2 separate regions of the Homo sapiens genome follow, and region 2 is linked to region 1. A link is an interaction called in ENCODE POLR2A ChIA-PET data of the cell type or tissue named here. Cell type or tissue: K562. All regions are shown on one strand. Links, peaks and the distances in the headings refer to the core of each region. The heading gives the core; the rest is flanking DNA.

Region 1 (5,374 bases), core at 229-5,228:
CCAACTCCTTCATTTCACAATGCAAATGAGATAACGTGTGAATGCCTGCCTAAACACCTTATAAGCATACAATGAATGTTGGTTTTCTGTCTTTGCAGGTTAGAGATGTGGTTGCTTGCCTGAGATCGCACAGCAGGTTAGCAGCAAAGCTTGTATTCTAAAGCAGCCTCTGGACCTCCAGATCCCTCTGTCCTAGATTCACTACCCTCGGAGCCACTTCATGTTTAGTGGTCAAAGACTGTATTGTCAATGACAAAGAGAAAGAGGAAGAACTGTCAGGCTACAGAGGGCCAGATGCCCAGTTCTCAAGACCCCATGGGCAGGAGGGGAACAAGAAGAAAGTGGGAAGCTCTGCCCTACTCCTCCCCATCCCCAGATGGGGAGGGATGGAGAGGCAAGAGAAAACCTCTCTAGATGGCCTTTGTTCACACTTACAGCCAAGCGGTATTTATTCAGCACCGTTGGGTGCTAGACACCGAGGATCAGGAACTGCATGCAGGAGCAAAACTCATCTCAGCCCTTGGTGCTGGCAGGTTAGTTAGTGGGAGGGACAGAGGAGCAAACAGATTGTGAAACCTACCACTGGGGTCAGCAGAAGGATGAGTGATGTGTTCAAGGTTGCAGGACTGTCAGGTGATTCCTGTGATGTCTTCACACCGTTGTTTCTGGCAGAAATTGCCTAAAAATATTCACTCCTTCGTCAATGAGCTGTGATCATGTAAGGTTTCTATAAAAATGATGATTATGGCCAGGCAAGGTGGTTCATGCCTGTAATCCCAGCACTTTGGGAGGCTGAGGAGGGAAAATTGCTTGAGCCCAGGAGTTTGAGACCAGCCTGGGCAACATAGTGACACTTCATCTCCACAAAAAAGAAAAAAATTAGCTGAGTGTGATGGCGCGAGCACACCTGTAGGCTGAGGTCACTTGAGCTGGGAAGATTGAGGCTGCAGTGAGCCGTGATCATGCCACTGCACTCCAGCCTGGGTGATAGAGAAAGATCTGGGCTCAACAAAACAAAATTACTTTTTTAAAAAAGGATAATTATGGCCGAACGCGGTGGCTCAAGCCTGTAATCCCAGCATTTTGAGAGGCTGAGACGGGCGGATCACTTGAGTTCAGGAATTTGAGACCAGCCTGGGCCAACATGGTGAAACCCTGTCTCTACTAAAAATACAAAAATTAGCCAGTCGTGGTGGCGGGCACCTGTAATCCCAGCTACTTGGGAGGCTGAGGCAGGAGACTCACTTGAACCTGGGAGGCGGAGGTTGCAGTGAGTTGAGATCACGTCACTGTACTCCAGCCTGGACAACACAGTGAGACCTGTTTAACACACACACACACACACACACACACACACACACACACACACACACACACGGGGTCTGCTGAAATCTCAGTGAAGCTGCACAGACACGCATCTGTTACAGTGAATTTGCTTTTCCAAGTTCTTTGCTTTAAGAGGCAGGGTGGCGGTGGGTACTGAGAGCTGGCGTGGGGCTGGCTGTCTTGGTTTCACATTCACTGGAGTAACCCTAATAACAATAATAATGGCAATTATTATTAGTATTACTATTTTCTTTTAGAGTCGGAGTTTCGCTATCGTTGCCCAGGCTGGAGTGCAATGGCGTGATCTCCACTCACTGCAACCTCCGCCTCCCGGGTTCAAGCGATTCTCCTGCCTCAGCCTCCCGAGTAGCTGGGATTACAGGCATGCGCCACCATGCCCGGCTAATTTTATATTTTTAGTAGAGACGGGGTTTCTCCATGTTGGTCAGGCTGGTCTCGAACTCCCGACCTCAGGTGATCCACCCGCCTCGGCCTCCCAAAGTGCTGGGCTTACAGGCGTGAGCCACCCGCTCGGCTAATAATGGCAATTATTATAGGTGGGAGGGGGTGGGGGGAAGACAGAGAGAGGGAGGGGGACAGGCTAAGGGTGGGGGTGGGCCAAGTCAGGAGAAGGCGTGGTTTGCATTTAGTTTTCCCAGCAACCAATTAGGTCACTCCATTATTCTTGCTTTTTCACAGCTGAAAAGACACAGGCTCAGAGAACTCCAAGGCCACACAGCTGGTGAAAATTCTAATTTAAAGCCATGTAGGCTCCATTTCTCCATCTATGTGTGTGTGTGGGGGGGGGGGCGGGGTGTGACACGGGGACTTAATTCCTTCTCTTTTAATGAGAAAATGCCACGTGGCGGAGGTGGGGAGGGTGGGAGGAGTCCCGGCGATTTCCGTGTCTAGGACTGAAGCCTCCCTACTTTTGGAGCTGCCTGGCTTTGTTTGGAAAAGTCACCAGGAGGGCCTTTCTGAGAACTCAGGGCAAATCCCCGCCCATTGTCTTTGAGGACGAGGGTGGGGTCACCCCAATCTCGCAGTTGCAGCGGACTGCGCTAGGAGTTCTTTTTAGTGATGTGAATTGGGTGTCTTTTTAGCAGACCTTCACCCTTGGGGAGTCAGGGAGAAATAGTATTCCTGGAGGGAGATTCCAACTGGACAGTGGTTCCTCCCTAGGAGGTTACTGGAGATTAAATAATGGAGACTAAGATTCAATAATGGAGACTAAGAAGATACCGTGGGCCCTTGTGACTGCCTCCTCTGAGCCATCACGTTTTCATTCACTCCCTCACTCATTCCCTTGTGTCAGGAGCTCTGCTAGGCTTTGGGAAGGCACTGGTGAGTTACCCCCAGCTGAATCTTGGAGGAATTAAAAGGGCAGCACATTAGCCCAGAATAGAGCAGCTAGTAAGGATTGGAACTGACTGTTGAACCTGTGAAGCCACCTGGGGTCTTGATGTCATGGTAGTGCCCTCATGGAGGAAAAACATTTTCAGAAGAATAAAGGGCTCTGAATCATATTAATATTTGGATATTTTAAAATCAGAAAGATCAAGTGGGAGATAAGAGAAATTTACAGTTACAGACTGGAACCAGGGAATGCAGCCTAGAGAGGTGGTTGGCTGGTTATCTTTTGAATCTAAATTAAGTTCTCTTTTAAATTTGAATTTAAATGCCTTTAGGTGGGGGTTGAAAACTTCCTTGGTTCTCACCACTGTCTGTTGATTCACATACAGTATTTATTGGCCATCTGCCTAAAAAAAAATGGTGAATAAGTTGACATTCATTTCCATTCATTCCACATAGGTGTATGTACACACACACACACACAAACACACACACACATATAGTTGGTTGGTTGTTTTGTTTTGCTGGGGCTCAAGTGATTCTCCCACCTCGGACTCCCGAATAGCAGGATAGCAGGAACTACAAGCGTGTGCAACCATACTTGACTAATTTTTTTTTTTTGTGAGACAGAGTCTTACTCTGTCGGTCAGGCTGGAGTGCAGTGGCGCAGTCTTGGCTCACTGCAACCTCTGCCTCCTGGGTTCAAGCAATTCTCTTGCCTCGGCCTCCCAAGTAGCTGGGACTATAGGCGCATGCCACCACACCTGGCTAATTTTTGGATTGTTTGGTAGAGACAGGGTTTCACCATGTTGGCCAGGCTGAGGGTTTTTTTTTTTAAGTTTTTCATTTTTGGAGACGGAGTCTTGCTTTGTTGCCCACCCAGGCTGGAGTGCAGTGGCACAATTTTAGCTCACGGCAACCTCTACCTCCTGAGTTCAAGTGATTCTCCTGCTTCAGCCTCCTGAATAGCTGGGACTACTGGTATGTGCCATCACGCCCGACTAATTTTTGTATTTTTAGTAGAGACGGGGTTTCACCATGTTGGTCAGGCTGGTCTCCAACTCCTGACCTCAGGTGATCCGCCCGCCTCGGCCTCCCAAAGTGTTGGCATTACAGGCGTGAGCCACTGCTCCCGGCCTTTTTTTTTTTTAGTAGAGACAGATTTTCACTATCTTGCCCAGGCAGGTCTCAAACTCCTGAGCTCAAGTGGTTCTCCTGCCTTAGTCTTCTGAAGTGGTAGGATTAAAGATGTAAGCCACTGAACCCAGTCTTTTTTTTTTTTTTTTTTTTTTTTGAGACTGGGTCTCTCGCTCTGTGGCCTAGGCTGGAGTATAGTCATTATGATCAAGGCTTACTGTAGCCTCGACCTCCTGAGCTCGAGCAATCCTCATGCCTCAGCCTCCCGAGTAGCTGGGACTATAGGCAGACACCCCTACGCCTGGCTAATTTTTGTATTTTTTTATTTTGTAGAGACAGGGTCTCACTACGTTGCCCAGGTGGGTCTTCAACTCCTGAGCTGAAGCGATTTTCCCTCCTCAGCCCCAAAGTGCTGGAATAACAGGCAGTGAGCCACCCTGCCTGGCCCCCTATATGTATATTGAGAACTGCTATGTGCTGGCACTTTTCTAGGTCTTGGGAATACAGCAATGAAGAAAACAGACAACAATGGAACTTAAAATCCATTGTGGTTGGGGAGAGATCAATAGAGAAGATACATGCTAGATGGTGATAAGTGCTAAGGAGGAAAAGTGGGAAAGGGGTTAAAGAGTATTGGAGGAGGAGCAGTTAGAAGGGTTGGCCATTGTAGGCTTCACTGGGAAGATTAATATTTAGTAAATACCTGAATTAGGTGCGAGAGCTGGCCATGTGGCTGTCTGAGGCAAAAGCATTCTAAGCATAGAAAACAACAAATGTGGCGGCTAGGCGCGGTGGCTCACACCTGCAGCCCAGAACTTTGGGAGGTCGAGGTGGGTGGATCACCTGAGGTCAGGAGTTTGAGACCAGCCTGGCCAACATGGCGAAACCCCGTCTCTACCAAAAATACAAAAATTAGCCAGGCATGGTGGTGTATGCCTGTAATCCCAGCTACTGGGAGGCTGAGGCAGAATTGCTTGAACCTGGGAAGCAGAGGTTGCAGTGAGCCGAGATGGCACCACTGCACTCTATCCTGGGTGACAAAGTGAGATTGTGCCTTAAAAAAAGAGAGAGAGAGAAGGGAGGGAAAAGAAAACAACAAATGCAAAGGCCTTAAAGTGAGACCAGGTGTGTTAGAGGAACCCCATGGACATGCCACATACTATTCTAAGTTTTCTCACTCCTAGGAGGGAGATACTATTATTGTTCCCATTTACAGATGGGCAAATTGTGACCAGAGATGATAAGAAACTTGCTCCAGGTTGCATAAGAGGCAGAGGTAGCTGCTGAGGAAGGCAGAGTTTGTGCTCTTAAACACTAAGCTATTAAATCATTAAATAAATGATTTCATTAGCCTGGGTAGACCCAGGTACCAAAGATTTATACCTCCAGCTCCCAGTGAACTTTCCAAGCCCTTAAGGAAAACCCCGGGTGTGGTTGTAGGGGAGGGAGTGACTCAGGCCTTGGCTGGCTTCCTGCTGAGTCACTACTCCTGGGCCCAGGAGGGAGGCTCAATCCTCATCTCTTCGCAGTGGCAGGTTCCTGCCTTTTTGGGGGAAAT
Region 2 (5,374 bases), core at 209-5,208, 270 kb before region 1:
CTGAGCCCGGAGAATGGCCTGAACCCGGAAGGCGGAGCTTGCGGTGAGTGGAGATCGCGCCACTGCAGCCTGGGCGACAGAGCGAGCCTCCATCTCAAAAAAAAAAAAAAAAAAAAAGAAACTAAAACCTGTCAAACCATGATATTTCTCTACTCAAAACCTTCCAAAGGCTTTCCATCTCCGTTGGAGTGAAAGGCAAAGGCTTTGCAGTTCCCTACAAGGCCCTACACAAACTGCCTGCCCAACTCCCTACTCCTTTCTAATGGCTAAAACAGAGGCTGGCAAAGAATATTCACTCTTTTGTTTTGTTTTTTGTTTCTGAGCCTGTCGCCCATGCTGGAGTGCAGTGGCATGATCTTGGCTCACTGTAGCCTTAACTTCCTGGGCTCAGGTGATCCTCCCACCTCAGCCTCCCCAGTGTCTGGGACTACAGGCATAGATCACCAAGCCCAGCTAATTTTTGTATTTTTTGTAGAGACAACATCTCACTATATCACCCAGGTTAACAACAAAGTATTTAAAAAAAAACAAAACTCTGTTTTTTCTTTGTTACCTGGATTCAATGTCAGACAAAGAGATGTCACTCCAACTTCCTTCTAAATCTACATCTTGTCCAAGTTCATGGAATTTCTTGTGGATTTCCTGTCGTAAAAGCTCCTTAAGCTCTGCTAGACACTGAGTGAACTATGAAAGTGAAAAAAAGAACTATTTTGTTAATTCATTTTATTTTATTTATTTATTATTATTATTTTTGAGACGGAGTTTGACTCTTGTTGCCCAGGCTGGAGTACAATGGCACTATCTTGGCTCACTGCAACCTCTGTCTCCTGGGTTCAAGCGATTCTCCTGCCTCAGCCTCCCAAGTAGCTGGGATTACAGGCATGCCCCACCACACTCAGCTAATTTTGTATTTTTAGTAGAAACAGGGTTTCACCATATTGGTCAGGCTGGTTTTGAACTCCCGACCTCAGGTGATCCACCTGCCTCAGCTTCCCAAAGTGCTGGGATTACAGGCGTGAGCCATCATGCCTGGCCCATTTTATTTATTCATCAAATATTTACTAAGTATATGCTGAAAGGCATTTTATTTATTGCTGGGAACACAAAGATGAATAACCTGCACCCCTGCTAGTAAGGACATGTTAACAGAAAATTACATGAGCGGGAGGAACAAATAGAAATTTTTTTAGGGCAGAACATCAGTGAGCACTGCTCTAGCCACTTTTCTCTGACTAGAGCCAACTTCTTCTTTTTTATTTTTTTTTGAGACAGAGTCTTGCTCTGTCTCCAGGCTGGAGTACAGTGGCGTGATCTTGGCTCACTGCAACCTCCGCCCCCTGGGTTCAAGCCATTCTCCTGCCTCAGCCTCCTGAGTAGCTGGGACTACAGGCGCACACCACCACGCCCAGCTAATTTTTGTATTTTTAGTAGAGATGGGGTTTCACCACGTTGGCCAGGATGGTCTCGAACTCCTGACCTCGTGATCTGCCCGCCTTGGCCTCCCAAAGTGCTGGGATTACAGGCGTGAGCCATCATGCCTGGCTGCCAACTTCTTCAACAATGCAATACTCTATTTTATTTTATTTTATTTTATTTTATTTTATTTTATTTTATTTTATTATTTTATTTTTTTTGAGACGGAGTCTTGCTCTGTCACCCAGGCTGGAGTGTAGTGGCATGATCTCTGCTCACTGCAACCTCTGCCTCCCAGGTTCAAGTGTTTCTCCTGCCTCAGCCTCCCGAGCAGCTGGGATTACAGGCGCTTGCCACCACGCCTGGCTAAATTTTTGTATTTTTAGTAGAGATGGGGGTTTCACCGTGTTGGTCAGGCTGGTCTCGAACTCCTGACCTTGTGATTTGCCAGCCTTAGCCTCCCAAAGTGCTGGGATTAGAGGTGTGAGCCACTGCACCCGGCCTGATGATGATTATTATTAGTTTTTTGTTTGTTTGTTTGTTTGGGAAGACATAATTAATGAGGCAAGACCTCAGAAAGGCCATAGGGGAAGTCAACAAGTGTACACAGAGCAGGGCTAACTTTGGAGAAGAGAAAAGACACCTGGCTGGGCACAGTGGCTCGCGCCTATAATCCCAGCAGTTTGGGAGGCTGAGGCGGGCAGATTACCTGAGGTCAGGAGTTCCAGACCAGCCTGACCAATATGGTGAAACCCCATCTGTACTAAAAAATACAAAAATTAGCCGGACGTGGTGGTGCACGCCTGTAATCCCAGCTACTCAGTAGACTGAGGCAGGAGAATTGCATGATCCTGGGAGGTGGAGATTGCAGTGAGCCAAGTTCGCGCCACTGCACTCCAGCCTGGGCGACAGATGGAGACCCTGTCTCAAAAAAAAAAAAAAAAAAAAAAAAAAAAAAAGAAAAGACACCTGATTTTCTAAAATAAAAGGAAAGATAATTAGTGTTGTAGCTGGGCACAGTGGCTCATGCTTGTAATCCCAGCACTTTGAGAGGCTGAGGCAGGAGGATCACGAGCCCAGGAGCTGGAGACCAGCCTGGGAACGGAAAAACCCTGTCTCTATAAAAGCTTAAAAATTAGCTGTGTGTGGTGGTGCATACTTGTGGTCTCAACTACTTGGGAGGCTAAGGTGTTGAGGCTGCAATGAGCCGTGATCACCCCATTGCACTTCAGCCTGGGTAACAGAGTCAGATCCTGTCTCAAAAGAAAAAAAAAAGAATAGGTGTTGCCATAGGTTAAGTCCAGAAGTGAGGGAGAGGTGTTCCAAAGGACTGTCTCCATCTTCTTGGTGAATTATGAGGTCTTACCATTTGTAGACAGTATGCAGTCTGGGGGCTTTCTTATTTTCTTTTATTATAAAAACTTCAGAAAACTAGTAAGAGGAAAATAAAGATTGCCTATAATTCCACTGGGCTCACTTTGGACCCATGTGAAACTGACCACAGCATCATCATCACATTTCTTTTTTTTTTTTTTGAGTCTCGCTCTGTCCCCCAGGCTGGAGTGCAGTGGTGTGATCTCGACTCAGTGCAACCTCCGCCTCCTAGGTTCAAGTGATTCTCCTGCCTCAGCCTCCCGAGAGCTGGGATTACAGGCACATGCCACCACGACCAGCTAATTTTTTGTATTTTTAGTAGAGAGAGGGTTTTGCCATGTTGCCCAGGCTGGTCTTGAACTCCTGAGCTCAGGCAATCCACCCACTTCAGCCTCCCAAAGTGCTAGGATTACAGGTGTGAGCCACCATGCCTGGCCTTCATCACATTTCTTGAAACCCCATTTTTACCTTCATTTGGTCAGGATCACAAAAGTCCAGAAGGGTGTCACAGACATGATAACCTAAGGACTTCAGATCTTCGATGGTAAAGTGGGTGTCTCTTTTATTACCTGGAAAAAAAAAAAACCCCGCAAACATTTCCAATTAAATCTTAGTGACTGAATGTAAATCTAATTTATGATTATCTTTTTAAAAATACCACCACTGGCCAGGCGGGGTGGTTTACGCCTGTAATCCCAGCACTTTGGGAGGCCAAGGCAGGCAGATCACGAGGTCAGGAGATTGAGACCATCCTGGCTAACATGGTGAAAGCTCGTCTCTACTAAAAAATACAAAGAAAATTAGCCGGGCGTGGTGGTGGGCGCCTGTAGCCTGTAGTCCTATCTCCTCAGGAGGCTGAGGCAGGAGAATGGCGTGAATCCGGGAGGTGGAGCTTGCAATGAGCTGAGATCGTGCCACTGCACTCCAGCCTGGATGACACAGCAAGACTGTCTCAAAAAAATAAAAATAAAAAATAAAAAAATACCACCACTGGCCAGGCACAGTGGCTCATGCCTATAATCCCAGCACTTTGAGAGACCAAGGCAGGCCCTTCACTTGAGCCTAGGAGTTCGAGACTAGCCTGGGCAACATGGTGAGACCTTGTCTCTACAAAAAATACAAAAATTAGCCTGACGTTGTGGCATGTGCCTATAGTCCCAGCTACTCAGGAGGCTGAGGTTGGAGGCTAAGGTGGGAGGATCGCCTGAGCCAGGGAGGCGAGGTTTCAGTGAGCTGGGATTGCGCCACTGCACTCCAGCCTGGGTAACAGAGGGAGACCCTGAAACAAAACAAAACAAAACAAAACAAAACAAAACAAAACACCTCTTATTCTAGAATATTATGCTTCAGGAGAGTGTAGCTCTCCTAGTTTTAGTTTGGTTCAGAAGAATCTTTGGCAATGAAAAAATTATAATCATGATGGTTCTAATTACTGGGGTTTTTACTTCATGTTAGGCACTATGGGAAGTGCACTCCATGCACCATCTCACTAAGCAGTACCTACAATGCAAGTACTATTATTATTGCAGTAAAAGGAAAATGAGGCTGGGCATGGTGGTTCATGCCTGCCATCCCAGTACTTTGAGAGGCCGAGGCAGGAGGATTGCTTGAGCCAGGGAGTTTGAGGCCAGCTTGAGCAACATAAGGAGACCCTGTCTCTACAAAAAAAATAAAAAAATTAGCCAGGCATGGTGACATGCACCTATAGTCCCAGCTACACGACGGGCTAAGGTGGGAGAATCGCTTGAGCCTGGGAGGTTGAGAATGCAGAGAGCCATGATCATGCCACTACACTCTAGCCTGGGTGAAAGAAACCCTGTCTCAAAAAAACAAAATAAATAAAAATTAAAAAAAGAAAGAAAAAATGAAGTTCAAAAAGGCCAGATAATTTACCCAAGAACACAAAACTTGTTAATGCAGCTGAAATTCAACCCCCTATCTGCCTGATTCCAGGTTTTTTGTTTGTTTGTTTGTTTGTTTTGAGACAGAGTCTCGCTCTGTCACCCAAGCTGGAGTGCAATGGCACGATCTTGGCTCACTGCAACCTTCACCTCCCGGGTTCAAGCGATTCTCCTGCCTCAACCTCCAGAGTAGCTGGGACTACCGGCACGTGCCACCACGCCCAGCTAATTTTTAGTAGAGATGGGGTTTCACCATGTTGGTCACGCTGGTCTTGATCTCCTGACCTCGTGATCTGCCCGCCTTGGCCTCCCAAAGTGCTGGGATTACAGGCGTGAGCCACTGCGCCTGGCCTGATTCCAGGTCTTTAGCAACCACTATGCCATACTGCCTCATCAAATATATTTCACATTCATATGTTGGGCACTCAAATTTAGCATAAGTCTAGACAAAGAAATCCTCTAGATCAGTTATCTCCCCAGCATTCAAAGGCATTTTATCTCCCTGATGCTTTGCTTGGATTTCCCTTCCTATGCTGGCCTATGATATACAAAAGAGAATGTACCCAGGGTGGACCCGCCAAAGGTAGACTCCATGGTGTAGCTGTTTAGGATTCCCATCCGCCACATAACAACTCGTCCTGTTCCTTCTTTGCATTTTTGGACCTTAAAATTACAACTGTGAAAAG

The links. ChIA-PET counts read pairs that join two places held together with the same protein. Peaks named below come from ENCODE experiments on the same cell type or tissue, not always from the same donor. Only the 100,000 strongest peaks of a DNase experiment are listed, where the experiment ranks them.
Region 2: POLR2A ChIA-PET joins it to region 1 with 6 read pairs; 2 of 35 experiments call an interaction of 5 or more read pairs at or near these places.

The regions. Positions count from the first base shown.
Region 1 is chr11:47,941,832-47,947,205 of GRCh38, forward strand. No RefSeq gene overlaps it. Among named protein-coding and RNA genes, the nearest start is that of PTPRJ, 36 kb to the right of the region's middle. RefSeq lists enhancers at 2,126-2,420, 4,686-5,374 and a silencer at 4,685-4,850. In K562, for the core only: no CTCF peak of the experiment used is centred there; DNase peaks (open chromatin) are centred at 1,950 and 2,270; H3K4me3 peaks cover 767 bases.
Region 2 is chr11:47,676,718-47,682,091 of GRCh38, forward strand. It overlaps AGBL2 (AGBL carboxypeptidase 2), which reads right to left. Exons shown (of 19, transcript NM_024783.4): 12 at 5,252-5,374; 13 at 3,256-3,356; 14 at 554-684. Among named protein-coding and RNA genes, the nearest start is that of AGBL2, 36 kb to the right of the region's middle. RefSeq lists a silencer at 3,420-3,714. In K562, for the core only: no CTCF peak of the experiment used is centred there; no DNase peak of the experiment used is centred there.